2 separate regions of the Homo sapiens genome follow, and region 2 is linked to region 1. A link is an interaction called in ENCODE POLR2A ChIA-PET data of the cell type or tissue named here. Cell type or tissue: Panc1. All regions are shown on one strand. Each heading gives the region's core, and the rest is flanking DNA. Links, peaks and the distances in the headings are about the cores only.

The links. Peaks named below come from ENCODE experiments on the same cell type or tissue, not always from the same donor. Only the 100,000 strongest peaks of a DNase experiment are listed, where the experiment ranks them.
Region 2: POLR2A ChIA-PET joins it to region 1 with 17 read pairs; 4 of 35 experiments call an interaction of 5 or more read pairs at or near these places.

Annotation. Positions count from the first base shown.
Region 1 is chr19:38,518,512-38,527,929 of GRCh38, forward strand. RYR1 (ryanodine receptor 1) reads left to right here. Exons shown (of 106, transcript NM_000540.3): 67 at 703-943; 68 at 4,517-4,604; 69 at 4,706-4,798; 70 at 5,404-5,418; 71 at 6,821-6,991; 72 at 8,482-8,541; 73 at 9,136-9,273. Among named protein-coding and RNA genes, the nearest start is that of MAP4K1-AS1, 73 kb to the right of the region's middle. In Panc1, for the core only: no CTCF peak of the experiment used is centred there; no DNase peak of the experiment used is centred there.
Region 2 is chr19:38,663,750-38,671,749 of GRCh38, forward strand. The region is part of intron 1 of ACTN4 (actinin alpha 4); the gene reads left to right. Among named protein-coding and RNA genes, the nearest start is that of ACTN4, 20 kb to the left of the region's middle. RefSeq lists enhancers at 1,340-2,029, 2,030-2,719, 2,360-2,654, 2,720-3,409, 4,248-4,327 and silencers at 2,360-2,654, 2,980-3,274. In Panc1, for the core only: no CTCF peak of the experiment used is centred there; no DNase peak of the experiment used is centred there; H3K4me3 peaks cover 3,176 bases; H3K27ac peaks cover 8,000 bases.

The DNA of each region.
Region 1 (9,418 bases), core at 1,246-9,245:
GCTGGGGTAAGAAGCCCATTCACAACCTTGGGGTCATAGCCAGAAATCACATAGTGAGGTAAGACTCTGGGTATGGGCCAGGTCAGAGGTTAAAGATTGGGGTCAGGGGTCATGCTAGTTAAGGGTGAGGTAACAGGCCAGGTGCAGTGGCTCACGCCTGTAATCCCAGCACTATGGGAGGCCGAGGCGGGTGGATCTCCTGAGGTCAGGAGTTCGAGACCAGCCTGGCCAACATGGTGAAACCCCATCTCTACCAAAAATACAAAAGTTAGCTGGGTGTGGTGGCAGACGCCTGTAATCCCAGCTACTCGGGGCTGAGGCAGGAAAATCGCTTGAACTCGGGAGGCAGAGGTTGCAGTGAGCCAAGATTGCGCCATTGCACTCCAGTCTGGGTGACAAGAGTGAAACTCTGTCTCAAAAAAAAAAAAAAAGTTAGGTAACAGGTGAGGCGTCTGTTGTTGGGGGTCAGAGGTCAGGGATTTGTGCCAGGCTGGGGTCACAGGATAGGGACTGGGTCTTAGGTTCAGGTTAGGGGCTATGGCTGGGATCAGTGTTCAGGGACTATATCCAAGGTTAGGGTCAGGCTGGGGTCAAATGGCAGCTGCTAGGTTGGAGATGCTGTTTGGGAGTCGGGCTGGGAACGGAGTTTGGGGCCTGTGTCAGAGGCCGGAGGTGGCATCAGAGCCCATCGCACCCCTGCAGTGTTCGCACAGCCCATTGTGAGCCGTGCACGGCCGGAGCTCCTGCAGTCCCACTTCATCCCAACTATCGGGCGGCTGCGCAAGAGGGCAGGGAAGGTGGTGTCCGAGGAGGAGCAGCTGCGCCTGGAGGCCAAGGCGGAGGCCCAGGAGGGCGAGCTGCTGGTGCGGGACGAGTTCTCTGTGCTCTGCCGGGACCTCTACGCCCTGTATCCGCTGCTCATCCGCTACGTGGACAACAACAGGTCAGCGGGGCCCCGCTGTCCCCATGCCCTCCGCCCCGACCTCCCACGTCCTCCAGCCCCATCTGATCTCCGCCTCCTGACTGGCTAGAAACTTCTTCCAATGCTCTGGCCCCACCAACCTTCTGACTCTTCCTCCTGGTTTCTTCTGGCTTTGAGCACATTGGTCCAACGACAGCCAGCCCACTTGTTTGTTTCTTTTTGTTTTTGGTTTTTGGGTTTTTTTTTGTTTGTTTTTGTTTTTGGAGACAGAGCCTCGCTTTATTGCCCAGGCTGGAATGCAGTGGCGCGATCTCGGCTCACTGTAACCTCCACCTCCCGGGTTCAAGTGATTCTCCTGCCTCAGCCTTCCCAGTAGCTAGGATTACAGGTGCATGCCACCACGCCCAGCTAAGTTTCGTATTTTTAGTAGAGACAGATTTTCACCATGTTGGCCAGGCTGGTCTTGAACTCTTGACCTCATGATTTGCCTGCCTCGGCCTCCCAAAGTGCTGGGATTACAGCTGTGAGCCAATGCAGCTGGCCAGTGTGATTTTTTTTAAATCATTCTCCTAATGCTGGACATTTAGATTGTGTCGATTTCTTTGTCACTATGCACAACACCGTAAGGAATAGTTTGCTTTTTTTTTTTTTTTTTTTATTGAGACAGGGTCTCTCTCTGTTGCCCAGGCTGGAGTGCTGTGGCATGATCATGGCTTGCTGCAGCCTCGGTTCCTGGGTTCAAGCGATCCTCTGCTTCTGCCCCTGAGTAGCTGGGATTATAGACTCACACCAACATGCTCGGCTAATTCTTGTATTTTTATGGGGTCTCACTATGTTGCCCAGGTTGGTCTTGAATTCCCGGGGTCAAGTGATCCTCCCACCTCAGCCTCCCAAAGTGTTGGGATTACAGAAGTGAGCCACCACACTTAGCTGCTTTTTTTTTTTTTTTAACACAACAATACACCATGAAAGACATATAGGCCGGGTGTGGTGGCTCATGCCTGTAATCCCAGCACTTTGGGAGGCCGAGGTGGGCAGATCACCTGAGGTCAGGTGTTTGAGACCAGCCTGGCCAACGTGGCGAAACCCTGTCTCTATTATGAATACAAAAATTAGCCAGGCGTAGTGACGCAGGCTTGAAATCCCAGCTACTCCAGAGGCTGAAGCAGGAGAATCGCCTGAGCCTGGGAGGCAGAGGTTGCACTGAGCTGAGATCGTGTCACTGCACTCCAGCCTAGGAACAGAGCGAGGCTCCACCTCAAAAAAAAAAAAAAAAAAAAAAAAAAGATGTATAGATTCACCTCTTTTGTCTTGGTGGTCGTGTGACATTCTCTGCTGTTGGATATAGTTCAATTTTTCAATCAGTAAATATGAACAAATTGTGGTTTATTCATACAACAGAAGACTCCACGGCAGTGGGAGTGAACAAGTTGTTTCTATGCACAATGTGATTGGCTTTCACAAATGTTAGGTGGAATGAAAGAAGCCAGAAAACCAAGAAATAAACTACATATTTTACCATCTGTTTAATGTTCACGAGCAGATAAGAATAAGTTTGGGGCCGGGTGCAGTGGCTTACAACTGTAATCCCAGCACTTTGAGAGACTGAGGCGGGAGGATCACTTGAGCTCAGGAATTTGAGACCAGCCTAGGCAACATGGCTAGACCCTGTCTCTACAAAAAAAGAAAAGAAATACAAAAATTAGTCAGGCATGGTGACACACACCTGTAGTCCTTGCCTCAGGCTGGGACTGGGAGGCTGAGGTGGGAGGATCGTTTGAGCCCAGGAGGTCAAAGCTGCAGTGAGCTATGATCACACCGCTGCACTCCAACCTGGGCAACAGAGATAGACCCTGTCTCAATAAGGTTTGTTTTTTTTTAATACAAGTAAATGAATAAAATAAAATATGTGAACCTACTTAGATTCTGACCCTGTCTCAAAAAAAAAAGAAATTTTATGCTGGGTGCAGTGGCTCGTGACTGTAATCCCAGCACTTTGGGTGGCCAAAGAGAGTGGATCACTCAAACTCAGTCTCAAACTCAGAAGTTTGAGACCAGCCTGGGCAACATGCAAAAACCCTGTCTCTACTGAAAATACAAAAATTAGCCGGGCGTGGTGGCGCATACCTGTAGTCCCAGCTAAGTACTCCTGAGTGGGAGGCTGAGGCAGGAGAATCACTTGGAACCTGGGAGGCAGAAGTTGCAGTGAGCTGAGATCACACCACTGCACTCCAGCCTGGGCGACAGAGCGAGACCCTGTCTCAAAAAAGAAAAAAAGAAAATTTTTTTTTTTTTTTTTGAGATGGAGTCTCGCCCAGGCTGGGGTGCAGTGGTGCGATCTCTGCTCACTGCAAGCTCCACCTCCCGGGTTCACGCCATTCTCCTGCCTCAGCCTCCTGAGTAGCTGGGACCACAGGTGCCTGCCACCACACCCGGCTAATTTTTTTGTATTTTTTAGTAGAGATGAGGTTTCACCGTGTTAGCCAGGATGGTCTCGATCTCCTGACCTCGTGATCTGCCCGCCTCGGCCTCCCAAAGTGCTGGGATTACAGGCATGAGCCACTGCGCCCAGCTGAAAGAAAAAATTTTAAAAAGTTTTTAGCCTAGAAGTTAGAATATGGATGATTTTTCAGGAGGAGGAAGGGGGAGTGGCTGGGAGGGGCCATGATAGTACTTCCAGGGACCAGAAATGTCCTATTTCTTGACTTCGGTGCTGGCTACACAAGTGTGTTCATTTGTGATAATTCACCAGGTTGATATTTCTTAATATGTAGGTTATATAATACATATGTATGTATCATGTGTGTCTATGTATTGCATGCATGTATTATATTTATGTATTTCGATGAAAAGGTTAGACAAAGTTTTTTAAAAAAGGAATAGTCAGGCCAGGGAAGGTGGCTCACACCTGTAATCCCAGCACTTTGAGAGGTCAGGGAAAGAGGATCTCTTGAGCCCAGGAGTTCAAGACCAGCCTGGACAACCTAGGGAGACCCTCTTCCTACAAAAAATAAAATAAAACATTAGCCAGGCCTGGGCATGGTGACGTGCACCTGTAGTCCCAGCTACTCAGGGAGGCTGAAGTGGGAGGATCACTTAAGCCTGGGAGGTTGAGGTTGCAGTGAGTGGAGATCGCATCACTGTACTCCAGCCTGACAGATTGAGACCCTGTCTCAGAAAGAAAGAAAGAGAGAGAGAGAGAGAGAATGGATCGTTAAAAAATTTTAAATGTTCAGCTGGGCACAGTGGCTTACACCTGTAATCCCAGCACTTTGGGAGGCCGAGGTGGGTGGATCACGTAAGGTCAAGAGTTCAAGACCAGCGTGCCCAACATGGTGAAACCCCGTCTCTACTAAAAATACAAAAATTAGCCCGGTGTGGTGTCGGGCCCCTGTAGTCCCAGCTACTCGGGAGGCTGAGACAGAGAAAAAAAATTTTTTTAATGTTCATCTGCATGGCCAGATGACCCTAGAAACCCCATCCCTCTGACTGGATGTCTCCTGGTCCCCATCTCCTCCTCCAAGATCTCTCTCTGGGCAGCCCCCTTCCCTGGGATCCCCACCCCCTCCCTCACCTCCCCTCCGCTGACCCCAGGGCGCAGTGGCTGACGGAGCCGAATCCCAGCGCGGAGGAGCTGTTCAGGATGGTGGGCGAGATCTTCATCTACTGGTCCAAGTCCCACGTGAGTGCCCACCCCAACCGCCCTCCCCACAACCAGAGGAGCCGCAGCCCACAGGCGCCTGCCTTCACCTGTCCGGTCTGCAACACTGCTTCCCCCACCAGAACTTCAAGCGCGAGGAGCAGAACTTTGTGGTCCAGAATGAGATCAACAACATGTCCTTCCTGACTGCTGACAACAAAAGCAAAATGGCTAAGGTCGGGGCTTGGTTCTGGGAGGAGCACTTGGCAGAGAGGGCGGGAGCACCCTCTAGGACTTCCTACCTGGCCTGTCCTCACCCAGCCAGCCCGTCCTGGGCGCAATCCCTGCAGTCCTCAGAGCAGCCCCTCTTACCTCCTCTCCCTCTCCCTTCCTCCCCAGCTCCTTCCTCCTCCTGTATCTTCTCCCTCCTCCCATCTCCCTCCTCCTCTCCATCTCCCTCTTCTCTCATCTCTGTCTCCTTCCTCCTCCTGTATCTTCTCCCTCCTCCCATTTCCCTCCTCTCCATTTTCCTCTTCTCCAAGCCTCTCTCTCCTCCCATTTCCCTCCTCCTCCTCCTCCCCATTTTCCCCCTCTTCCATTTCTTTCTTCCTCTCCCCATTACCCCATTTCCTGCTTTCCTCCCTATCCTTCTCAGCACTGCCCTTCTCAGGTCTCAGAGAACGACCCCCCACCCCGAGCCAAGGCCTGGAAATGCCCAGCTAGAGAATACATGGCGGGTGGGGCAGAGGAGGTGGGGTGCTGGCAACTTGGAGTTGGGCCTGGGCTTCTCTGCGGGGCTGGGGTAACCCTTCTTGTCTCTGTCTGCGGTCCGGTGAAGCAGGCGGGAGATATACAGGTCAGCCCCACATCTGGGACCTTCCGCATGTCTCTTGGCTAATGCCCTCTTCCCCCAGCCTCTGCACGCCCCCGCCTCGAGAAAACCCCTGCTTCTGTTCCCCACCCCCGTCCTCCCCTCCCAGCCCCCACCCATCCTCCTTCCCTTCCCTTCCCTCCCCACCACCCCCATCCGTTCCCATCCCAACCCTCAGCTTTTGGCAATTTGACTTCTTTTCTTTTTCTTCTTTCCTTTTTTTTTTCTGGACTTTTGTTCCCAAAAAAAAAAAAAAAAAGAAAAAAAGAGCAACTCTCAGCTTTTACCAAAGCATCGTGGGCTGAGGTCAAGGGTAATGGGGGTGGGAGAGGCACACGGAGCATGGTTGGGGAGGGGGCAGCACCCTCGCCGTGGATGGTTTAAAGCTTGGGCTCTGGACTGTATGGACTGGGGTTAGAATCCTGTCTTGATAGTTAGCCGTGTGACCTTGGTTGGGGTCATCCTTTTGAGCCTCTGAGGGCATCCAGCCAGCAGCCCCCACCCCAGGGCTCTGCGAGGACTCAGGGAGAAGCTGCATGTGTGGCCTGCAGCAGTGCCTGGCACAGGGGTCATGCTCAAAGTTGCCAGCCGGCGTGGATGTGGCTCTGCCCAAAAGCTTGTCATCAGGGCTTCTCGCTGGCGTGACTGGGGTGGCCCTGGCCCCGGGTCTGCACCCAAGGCTCCAGAACACGGCTGTGGGACTCTGTGCCCTGTGTCTCTGCTTCCAGATCTTTCTGGATGTCTCTTGCATCTTTGGTCTTCCTGTCTCCTTGTCTTTTTCAGTCTCTCAGTGTCTTTTTCTTGCAACTTCTCTTGTCGCTTGAACTCTTTGTGGACCTGCATCTTTGTTTCATTCTTGAGAACTTGGTTTTGGGATGTGAAGTGTGGGGTTGTGCATGCTGTGGAGGGGGTATTGTACTGGGGTTCCTAGGGGATTCTGGAAGAGGACTGCTAGAAGTTGAGACAGGCCCAGAACGGGGGAAAATCTGGATGGGCCTGGGTTAGAAATTGGAGCCAGGCAAGCATGGTGGTATGTGCCTGTAGTCCCAGCTACTTGGGAGGCTGAGGCAGGAGGATCACTTGAAGCCAAGAGTTCAAGTCCAGCCTGGGCAACATGGCAAGACACCATCTCTAAAAATAAATTTGTTTAAAAAACAAGAAACTGGGAATTTGGGTTGTGGACTTGGGTCTGGAGGGTCTCCGGTCATGGCTGTGGGCCTGAAGTGTAGAGTCAGCAAGTCTGGGGTGGAAATTGAGGTGTCGTCGGCAGTTGGGGAGGGAGTGCCTGGTGTCCAGACTGGGGCCTGGGGTGTGGATGATGGCCGCGGGTTGGGGCTGAGGCATGGGATTGGGGCTTGGGCTGGTGCTGAGCCCTGTGTCCCCACAGTCCGGTGGCTCGGACCAGGAACGCACCAAGAAGAAGCGCCGGGGGGACCGGTACTCTGTGCAGACGTCACTGATCGTGGCCACACTGAAGAAGATGCTGCCCATCGGCCTGAATATGTGTGCGCCCACCGACCAAGACCTCATCACGCTGGCCAAGACCCGTTACGCCCTGGTGCCTGCCCAGCCCCGTCCTCGGAACCTTCCAGGATGCCGCCCAGCACCCACTGAACCCCTGGGACCTTAGGGAACAACCACAATGCCACTGAGCCCCCCAGGTCCCTGGGAGCCTTCCCTTCAGACCCCACTGAGTTCTTTTCCGGGATGCTGAGGACTCACTGTGCCCCTGGGATGCCCTGAGGACCCCGTTCAAGATATTGCCAGGGCACCACAGACCTAAGAGCCCTCACTGAAACCTAGAAAAGCTCTAGGACCCCTGGGACCCGCATGAGGACTGCAGGACCCCACTGCCCCCCCACCGGACCATGCCAAACCTGCTGAGACCCTGAGAGTCCCCCCAACAAGATGAGCCCCTGAGATCCTCTGAACCCTCCACCAAGGCCCCTTCAAGCCCCTTGGGACCTACTGAGACCCTCATGACCCCTCCTTCCCTCCCTGCCAAGACTGAACCTCTGGGTTCCTGCTGAGCCCTTGGCTCACCATCCCTTTCCTTCAGGACCCTGCTGACACCTGGGCCCTGTTGAAGCCCAACTAAGCCCCCAAGACTCTCAGGGGCTCAGGGAGCCCTGCGACCCTGCATAACTCCCCAGGATCCATGAACCCCAAGCCCGGGACTGTACCCAAACCTCTGAGGTCTCAACTGTCCTGGAGACCAAAATACCCGGGCTGTAGAACCTCTTAAGCTTGCTGGGATATCAAGGAGGCCTCCCGGGACCCCACTTACCCCTTGTGTGGGACAACAAGGACAATCTCCCTCCTCTCCGATCCTTTCCAGCTTCAGGGACTCTAAGGAACCCTCCCAGGATTCTGCCCCAAGACCCCTATAGCCCTCCCCCCAGGACCACACCAACACCCTGACAACCTACTAACCCCCTGGACCCCTAAAGACCACCGACTTCTCCCCTGCTACCACCAGGACACCCCTTCCCTCAGAACCTCAGGCACCTCCCAGGACTGCTGAGTCCTGCCAGGACGCCAGAGAGCCCTCCAGGGCTCCATGGACCCCTCACCTTGGTCCTTGAGGGCTCCCCGTCCTAGAACCCCAGTGAACCCCCACCCTGCTGATGCCCCCTTTGGCCCCTGTGTAACCAGTGACTCCGTTGACCTACGTGATCCCCCATGACCTCTGCTGACCCCTTCTGATCTTCAAAGACTCCCTGCCCCACTCTGACCCCCCAGTCATCCCTCTTTGGCCATATTTGACCTTTGATGAGATCCTCTTGTCACCCTTTGCCTCTTCCCAGACCTCCACGAGGCCCCTCGAATCCTTACTGTATCTTCAAGGTGACTCTGTGACCCTCCGGCCCCTCTAGGACCCCTTCTGACCCCGTCAACCTCTGCATCCTTTTGTTTCTCTCAGACCCCCACCCCCACCCCAGAAAAACCTCTTCAGTTCCTGGGGTGCTGGGCCTGGAAGGAAAGGGTTGTGGGTCAGGAAGGAGGATGGGACCTCCAGAGTGACCCAGCCTGGCTCTGTCTCCCCAGAAAGACACAGATGAGGAGGTCCGGGAATTTCTGCACAACAACCTTCACCTTCAGGGAAAGGTATGCCTCCTTCCTCTGCAAGCAAAAGAAGCAAGTCAGAAAGTAACCACAATATTAGTGAAGGTTTGAGCATTTACCAAAGACCAGGCATTGAAGAAAGACCTCAAAGGTCAGGAGTTTGAGACCAGCCTGGCCAATGTGGCGAAACCATGTTTCTACTAAAAATACAACAATTAGGCCGGGCACAATGGCTCATGCCTGTAATCCCAACACTTTGGAAGGCCAAGGCGGGCAGATCACCTGAGGTTAGGAGTTCGAGACCAGCCTGGCCAACGTGGTGAAACCCCGTCTCTACTAAAAGTACAAAATTAGCTGGGTGTGATGGCGGGTGCCTGTAGTCCCGGCTACTCAGGAGGCTGAAGCAGGAGAATCGCTTGAGCCCAGGAGGCAGAGGTTGCAGTGAGCTGAGATCGCACCACTGCACTCCAGCCTGGGTGATGGGGCGAGGCTCCGTCTCAAAACAAAAAGATGAAGAAGAAGAAAGGCCTCAACATGCACTCACCCATTGAGTCCTCCCAAAAACGGAAAGGGGACATCCGGCGGACACTGTGGGAAGGGTCCCTCACGCCGGCCACTCCTTCTTCCTCCCTTCAGGTCGAAGGCTCCCCGTCTCTGCGCTGGCAGATGGCTCTGTACCGGGGCGTCCCGGGTCGCGAGGAGGACGCCGATGACCCCGAGAAAATCGTGCGCAGAGTCCAGGAAGTGTCAGCCGTGCTCTACTACCTGGACCAGGTGGGTGGGGCCGGAGGGGTCTTTCTACTGGGTCTCTGGGCGGAGCCTGGCGGGGGGAGGGGCTTCAAGGATGTGGGTGGGGTCTGGAGATGACTATTAAGTTTTGGGGCAGGGCAGGAGGTGGAGCCTCGAGTTTAAGGCGAGG
Region 2 (8,000 bases), core at 1-8,000, 140 kb after region 1:
CTTGGCCATGTCTTAGAACCTGTGATAGCCAGACCTGTCGTTCTGGGTCCGTATCCATTCATGCGTCCTGTCACTGTCACAGATATCGTGAGTGGGCCAGACTCTTCTCCCCAGGTGGGAGGGGGTGCCTTCTGAGGCATATGTTTTCAGCCTGCTGATGGCCTCTTCAGAATTAGCACAGGTTTCGACAAAAAGAATGGAGAGACTCCCTTCTCATGTCCAAGGGTCTCCCCAAGCCCTGTGTCTCAGCCCCTCAGGGCGTGTGGTGCTGCACACTGCCGCCCAGATGACCACGCGCAGCCGGAACGGCCGCCCTGTATTGAGAAGTGGGATCGGCTCCCAGTCTGCTGGCGAGGCTGGGTTGCCACAGCTCCTCTGTTGCCCTGCAACGCGGGTGGCCTAGGAGTGTGCTGCCTTCAGTTTATTCCTGCCTGCCAAGCTACGCTTCCAGGTGCTATTCTTTTCTTTAAATAACTGCCTTAGTGCTGCTTGTGGAACTTAGCGTTCCCATCCCAGGAAATACTCCAGTGTTGTGTTTTTTTTTTTAAACTCATTCAGATGCTCATGGCCAAATGTGTGACTTAAATACCGCAGTGTCCTTGATATTGCCTTCCCCACACCGACAAACCGAGTTGCATTCTGGTCCCACTGTGGGATAAGGTTAGGGTAGCGGCGCTTGCCTCTTTGTGTGGTTTCAGATGTGTTTCTCCCCACTTCAGATAACACATGACAGCTGTAATATAGCTCAGTTCGTGCAAGTAAGGTAGGGGCAGAAATCATCCAGGAGAACTCCAGCCTCCATCCTAAAGGATTAGACTGCCTAGCATCAGTAGGTTTACCATAGAAGGATTCAGTGGAGATAGCGAGGGTGGTGAGTGTTGCTGGATTGAGCCCGTCCCTGCAGCCTGGGCACGGGAGCACTGCAGTGCCATGAAGGAGAGGGCTGGGGGATATTAGCACAGCCGGTTCCTATTTCCTTTTCCACCTGGTTAAGACTTCCGGGGAGGCCCTGCCCAGCAGTCCTTATGAGATGCTGCCTTCCTCTTTTTTGAAAGGCATAGATGATAAGGAGGTGGACATGTTTTGAGAAGAGAACCTAGAGCTCATTACTTGTATTTGAGGCATGTATTGCTTCACTCCCACTTTGGGAGAGTTTTTTCTGGGGAAGTTAAAGGCTATTCAGGATCAGAGAGTTTCCTGCATGGTCCCAGGGGCTGGGAGGAGCCACCTGCTCAGCTGGTGGTTAGCTGATAGCACCCAGCCTACCCACCAAGATAGGAGGCAGCTCAGATGTCACTGGGATTCGCAGTACCACAGGCTGTCCCTGGGCCCAAGCAGTTAGCTAGCTGCACCCCGGGAGGGGGTGTTGAGAGCACTGAAGCTCCTGTGGGAGAGTGCCTTTGACATCCCCCACTCCCCACTGCCCAGAACTAGGAGGTAGTGAAAGGTGTCAGTGGCAAGAAGGCTGGGCCAGAGCATGGAGGGAGGCCGACCTGGGCTCCACACCCACCTCCTCCACCACCGGCTGGCTGTGCGACCCTGGGCAGGTGGCGGGGGTTAAGCCTCAGTGTCCTTCTTTGAAAAGGGGCATCATCCTATCCTCAGTTTGAGGATTAGACGTGATAGTGCGCAGGAAGCACTCTGGTGCCTGGTACATTGTAAGTGCTCAATAAATGCAGCTTCCCAAAATGATTTCAATGGCACATGGTCCTGCATCCAGGTGGGATCTGCTACTTGAGTCTCCCCCTCAAAGGGGCCTGCTGAAATACGCAGCTCAGTGGGAAACCAAAACATACACCCCTTTCCTCCAGTGCTCCCCAGGAAGCGCCAAGTCCTGAGCCCAGCCAGCAACTTCGAAGAAGTGCCCTCCAACAAGTGGCAGTGGGCACTTGAGCAAGTGACTTAACGCAGCCCTCTCCCCAGCCCCTGCATCCATCTGGGCCTCATTATCTGGGAGGTGGCTTCTTGTTTCAGAGTTACAGGCCCTGAACAATTTTGTGTTGGGATGTGCCATAGGCAGTGCCAGGAAGGTTCTTTCATGAGTAATTTAACTTGTTACTAAGTTTGCTATCAGCCGGGGGGCTCTTTCCCCGGGTTCCCTTCTTTCCCTGGGTCCCCTTCCCCGCAAAGCAAAGTCCAACTCAAGTTAGAAACATCCCACAGCCTGGAGTCAGGCTGCCCTCTCTTCAGTTGGTGTGTGATGTAGAAGCAGGAAGGGCTTCCCACTGATAACCCTAAAAATAACTGCCCAGAAATGCTGTCAGATGGGGCCAAGAGGTGCACAGGAGCCTGTGCCCAGCTGCCGACCTGGAACGTGGGACTTTCTAGAGGGCTTGGAGGAGCCCTGCCCCTTCCAGGCCTCTTCCCAACAGTGCTTCTCACGCCTGCTGCTCCATTCCCTTTTCCTCCTTCCTCCCGCGCCCCCCCCTTTCCTGGGGTCACTTCCTGATGCCATTCTTCAACTTCGCCCCTGTCCCCCCCAAAAGCAATCAAATCCACAACCTAATAAGGCAAAAGAATGAGGAGAATGTCCGCCTCCCAGCCTCTCCCCTAACAGGGTGCAGGCCTGAAGCAAATTTGGAAAATGTTACAACGGAGTGACAACCGATGGGGGCTGGGGGTGGGGCGGTGCAGCCTTGTTCAGGAGCTGCCCATTGTTGGCCTGAGGCAGGACCCTAAGGGAAGGCCACCCGGTTTGCGCTTTCCTGATCAGGCTGTTGACACCCTTCTAGCACAAGAAAATGTATGGAAAGTAACTGCCTGAGTCAGCTGCATCTCCAGTTGTGGGATCCACGTGCCAGGAGAACACGAAGTACACACAGGTCCGCAGTGGGAGCCCGCTCGGAGACACCTCCCCGCCATCACGGCTGGGACTGTGCATATCCAAACACTTCTTGCCTCTGAGATGAGCAGTTTTCTTCCCCTTGACTGTGCCAGGGTTCAATTAGCCTGGGCATTAATTAAAACTTGTCAACACTTAGAGTGGGGCCCCCAGAAATCTGTCACCCCTCCTAGATCATTATCCCAGGCTAATCAACCCTCTCTAAGGCAGTTTCCATTCTTGACTTAGTGGGAGGGAGGAACAAGCCCCTCGGTGCTGGGGAGCTCTGGGGGAGGTAGGGACTGACTGGGCCCAACCCACTTTGTTTTGGAAGGTCAAGCTTAGTAATTAACCTGAATGCTTGGGGGAGGGGGTGAAGGAGAAAGAACTGAGTCTAGGGATGTGCCAGGTCTTTCAAATTGCTAATTATCAGCGAGCATGAGGTCATCCGTAAATATATCTAATTCTTTAGCTTGTAATTAAGGTGCTCATTAAAAGTGCAGGGAAGTCTTGTTTTCCTAAAAGGGGAAAAAAACAACAACACAAAAAGTCTTTGTTTTGACCTGACACGATGGCTCAGAACAGGGGGAGGACTCAAGGCACAGGACTAGTTTCCTGCCTTAAAGAGCCTTTACAGGAAATTGACTGCAAACAGTATTGGTGACCCTGCCAAGGAGGCAAACCTAGGGTGATGTCATTGTTCGAAGCTGTCACCGCCAAGCCTCTGGCCTTGGGGCGAGGAGAGTTGGTGGGATTAAAAAATGAGTGTGTGTATGTGTGTGTGTGTTTAGCAGTCTCTAAAGAGGCGAGTCAAGGGAAAATCCTAGCGGGAGAAAAATCACAAGGGGTGGGGGGTGTCTCAGAAATATTCTTAGCTGGGTTCAACTTTCCTCGTTTTTCTAAGTTTAAAAAATCCTCTCTTACTATTTTTGCTCATCAAAATGCTGCTGCTTTTTCAGAGACAGCCTTTTTTGAGCCATTCCCTATTTAGTGTTTTGGGTAATTGGCTGTTACAGTATGGAATTTGTGGCCCAAAGGCAGCGTGGTAAGTTAGACACTAGGTGCACGGTGCCCCATTGTTATGAAGTGTGGAAACTGAGACGCTGGACTAGTCTGATGTATCTGTTTCTTCCACCAAAAAAAAAAAAAAACCATTTTGGAGAACTACCCAATGCCAGTGACTTGGCATCTCTGAGTCGCTAATCTTCCCATGTGCCTCCAGGAACCGTCTGGAGCGTCCCTGAAAAAAGGACAAGGTTTGTATCTTGTCATTTTTCCTCTGGCTGGAAGTCTAAGAGGTATAAACACAGTCTTAAAATGAAAGCAACAAAAATAAACTCAAAGCAGCCCTGCGTGAAGGCATTAATGCAAAATATGCAAGCTGGCTTCCTATTTATACGGCGGAAGGCAGTCAGAAGAGCCAGGCCTGGTTAAGGAAGGAGTTATGTCTCTGGAGGTGCCTGTTCCTTAGAATTACAAATAAACCCTGGGTGATTACTCAGATGAGGTTGTAATGTGGTGTCTCATTTCATGCTTTGCACAGTCCAGTTTCTTGATGGAACCAACGGCCTCTGAAATGCTAATGCAGGATCAGGATACAGTTAGAGTGCCCCCCTTCCTGTGCCCCTCCTAACATCCTAACAGCTTTAGAAGGAAGTTTGAAGATTAAACAGGAGAGCCATGTAAGTTTCCTGTGATCCTAGATCCTGTGATTTGTTAATATTCTTTCTCTTCAATCCACCTGACATTTACCCAGATACCATATTAGGCTTGGAGATACAACAAGAAAGAAAACCAACCCAACCCTGTCCTTAAAGAAAAGATGGACGATGAAGGGCCAGGCGCAGTGGCTCACTCCTGTAATCCCAGCACTTTGGGAGGCCAAGGCGCACAGATCACGAGGTCGGGAGTTTGAGACCATCCTGGCCAACATGGTGATACCCCGTCTCTACTAAAATACAAAACATTAGCTGGGCATGGTGGTGCGCGCCTGTAGTCCCAGCTACTCAGGAGGCTGAGGCAGGGGAATTGCTTGAACCTGAGAGGCGGAGGTTGCAGTGAGCCGAGGTCGTGCCACTGCACTCCAGCCTGGCAAGAGAGTGAGACTCCATCGCAAAAAAAGAAAAAAGAAAAAAAGAAAAGATGGACAATGAATTGCATGATGGAAGTGAACAGTGTTAGGGCGATATGCAGATGTAAATGTGGTCTTGTTTTACTGCTCACTGACTTACTGAAGTAAACCCATTGACTTCGCCTTCATGGGTTTGAAAAGGGTTTTTCCAATGTGCTCTGTGTGTCTCGGAGCTCAGGTGTTCAGAGCTGCCTCCCTTATAAATCGACCTCCAGGAGAGTTGTGTGTTTGGTTCTTGGTGTATGGTTTCGTAGGCTCCCCAGGGCTGAGGAGTCACCTTGGGATCCAGCTTTTTTTCTTTTTTCGAGACAGTCTCTCCCTGTCGCCCAGGCTGAAATGCAGTGGTATGCACTTGGCTCACTGCAACCTCTGTCTCCTGGGTTCAAGCGATTCTCCTACCTCAGCCTCCCAACTAGCTGGGATTACAGACGCCTGCCACCGTGCCCAGCTAATTTTTGTATTTTTAGTAGAGACGGGGTTTCACCATGTTGGCCAGATTGGTCTCGAATTCCTGACCTCAGGTGATCCACTGCCTTGGCCTCCCAAAGTGCTGGGATTACAGGCGTGAGTCACCGCGCCCAGCCAAAATCCAGCTTTTTCTTAGTTCCTGGCTTGGGGCATGTTGCTGGAAAGGAATGACAGATTGAGGCAAGAAGGAGGCAAGAAGGATGCATCTCCTGGCCAAGGAAACTAGAGTTTGGAGGTGTCCCCTGTCAATGGCATCTGAAGAATTTCTACATTGGAAAGGCATAGGTGACCCAGTCTGGTTTGGAGTAGATGGGACTGGGTAGGGGACTAGTCTTGAAGCTGCAAGCATGCTGTTTTTACTTAGAGCACAGGTAGCTGGGGAGGAGATCACTGTGGTGTGGGTGGCAGAAGCCATCCCTAGCCATCACCTAGGAAGATGGTGGCCCTTGGGTTGCCCGAGCTGCTGCTTGTTTTAGTAGCTGCATTTGGTGCCACATTTTTGTGGTAACTGCCAGGAAGCGGAGCCCAGCGTGGCCTCAGGAAGTTGGTGAGGTTTGCACCACTTTTTAACAGGCTGGTAACAGTGCCGGAGCTGACACCCTCATGGTTGCAGCCCTGGGATTTTGTTATTTGGGGACACTTTGGAATATGTCACTCAGAATGCTGGCTCACTAGCTCCACAAGCAAAAGACTCCTTGGGTAGCTGGAAGCAAGCGTTGGGGGAAGGAGGGAGAGGCAATTGCAGTCCAGCCAAGAATCTCAAGGCTCAGTCTTCAATGTATGGAAACTTCAGTCCTTTTCTGATCTTTAGTGGAAATAGCTGTTCACTCTTAGCGCCAATTGGAAAGTGTTGGCAGCTGAAGGGGGTCGTTCCTCAGGGGTCCCCAGAGCCAGTGTATCTGGTATTTCTAACATTTTCCTAGCCACCCCTTTCTCCTCCATATGCCCCTCCCAGCCCCACCATTCAGATAGGGTGGCTGGAAAGAACATCTCCTAGGTCCTCTAGGAAACTTGGTGTTTCCACTCAAGGGAGTTGGGGATCACGTAACACCCTCCACTTCCACCTGGGATTTCAGGCCATCTGTGGGAGTGCAAGAGCATGGTGGGGTGGAGGTCACAGGAAGGTGGAAGCAAAGCCAGGGCAGCTCCACATGCAGCCCCCTTTCAGGAACAGCAAGGATAGGCCGGCCTGTATCTTGTTGCTCAGAGCAGGTGATCCTGTCATTTGGACCCTTGTGAGGAGAATGGATGTGAGTGTGCACCTGGTTCTCTTCTCCTGGGGCTGAGGGACTGTGGTCTTGGATTATCACATGGTAGGTGAGGTGACAAAATGGAGGGAAGTAGCCTGGGTGGGGACTGGGGTGGCCACTGCAGAGCTCTAGCTGATGGTGGCCAGGTGGGAATGGGGACCTGGGACTTCACGAAGCTGGAAATGGAGAGTTTTATGGGGCATTTCATTCAACTTAAAAACCTGGCCGGGTACAGTGGCTCACGCCTGTAATCCCAGCACTTTGGGAGGCTGAGGAGGGTGGATCACGAGGTCAGGAGATTGAGACCATCCTGGCCAACATGGTGAAACCCCATCTCTACTAAAAATACAAAAATTAGCTGAGCGTGGTGGCTTGTGCTTGTAATCCCAGCTACTCGGGAGGCTGAGGCAGGAGAATCCCTTGAACCAGGGCGTCGGAGGTTGCAGTGAGCTGAGATGTCGCCATTGCACTCCAGCCTGGTGACAGAGCAATACTCCAACTTAAAAAAAAAAAAAAAAACCTGCAGGCCATACAAAATAGGGCCTATTGGGTGTGAAGAGCTACCCATTTGTGACCCCTAACCTTGCATGGTCTTGACCCTGTCTCTGCCTCTCCTCTAGTCTCCCCTTTCCTCTTGTCTGAATTGCTGCTGCTTAATCCTCTCACTAGGAGCGAGAAAATTGTACTTTGCCCCTTAGTGACAGCTCTGATAAAAGGTGGTTGAAGTGGATGGTAGTAAAAAGGGTTTGCTTTAGCTGTGGTTTTCCAGCCTCCGGACTCCTCCCCCTTTCCCATCACCATAGATAATTAAGAGTTGACTCCTCAAAATTCCTCCCACCATATTGCATATTTTTAGGCTTCAGGTTTTTGTGAACCAAAATAGTGGAAAGTTTTTTTGTTTGTTTGTTTTGGGTAGCCCAAAGCAACACTTTTCTACAGAGGCAGCCATTCTGCACGCACAATAACCTGGTGAACAATGCCAGCTTTCTATTAATAAATGAACTGCCAGTTCAGAATTTGTACCCATGTGGCAGATGGACAGAAATAGTTTCTTTAGGATTGATCTCTTAAATTTGACTTTGGGAAGATACTGGCAGTCCAGGTTTTGTGACAGAGATCCATCCTGAGATCTTTGTAAATGGAAAAGCCTGAATGCAGCGTTTCTTATTGATAGGAGAGTTGATGGATTTCAGGAAAATGGGATATAGTAGATGTGCAATGAATTTGTTGACTTGGAAACAAATTTGGACACTTATCCCTGAAAACTTCAGGCCATTTTTTCCTAAACTCTAATTGAGTCCCTGTGATTGGAGTACTAGCCCCACAGTCC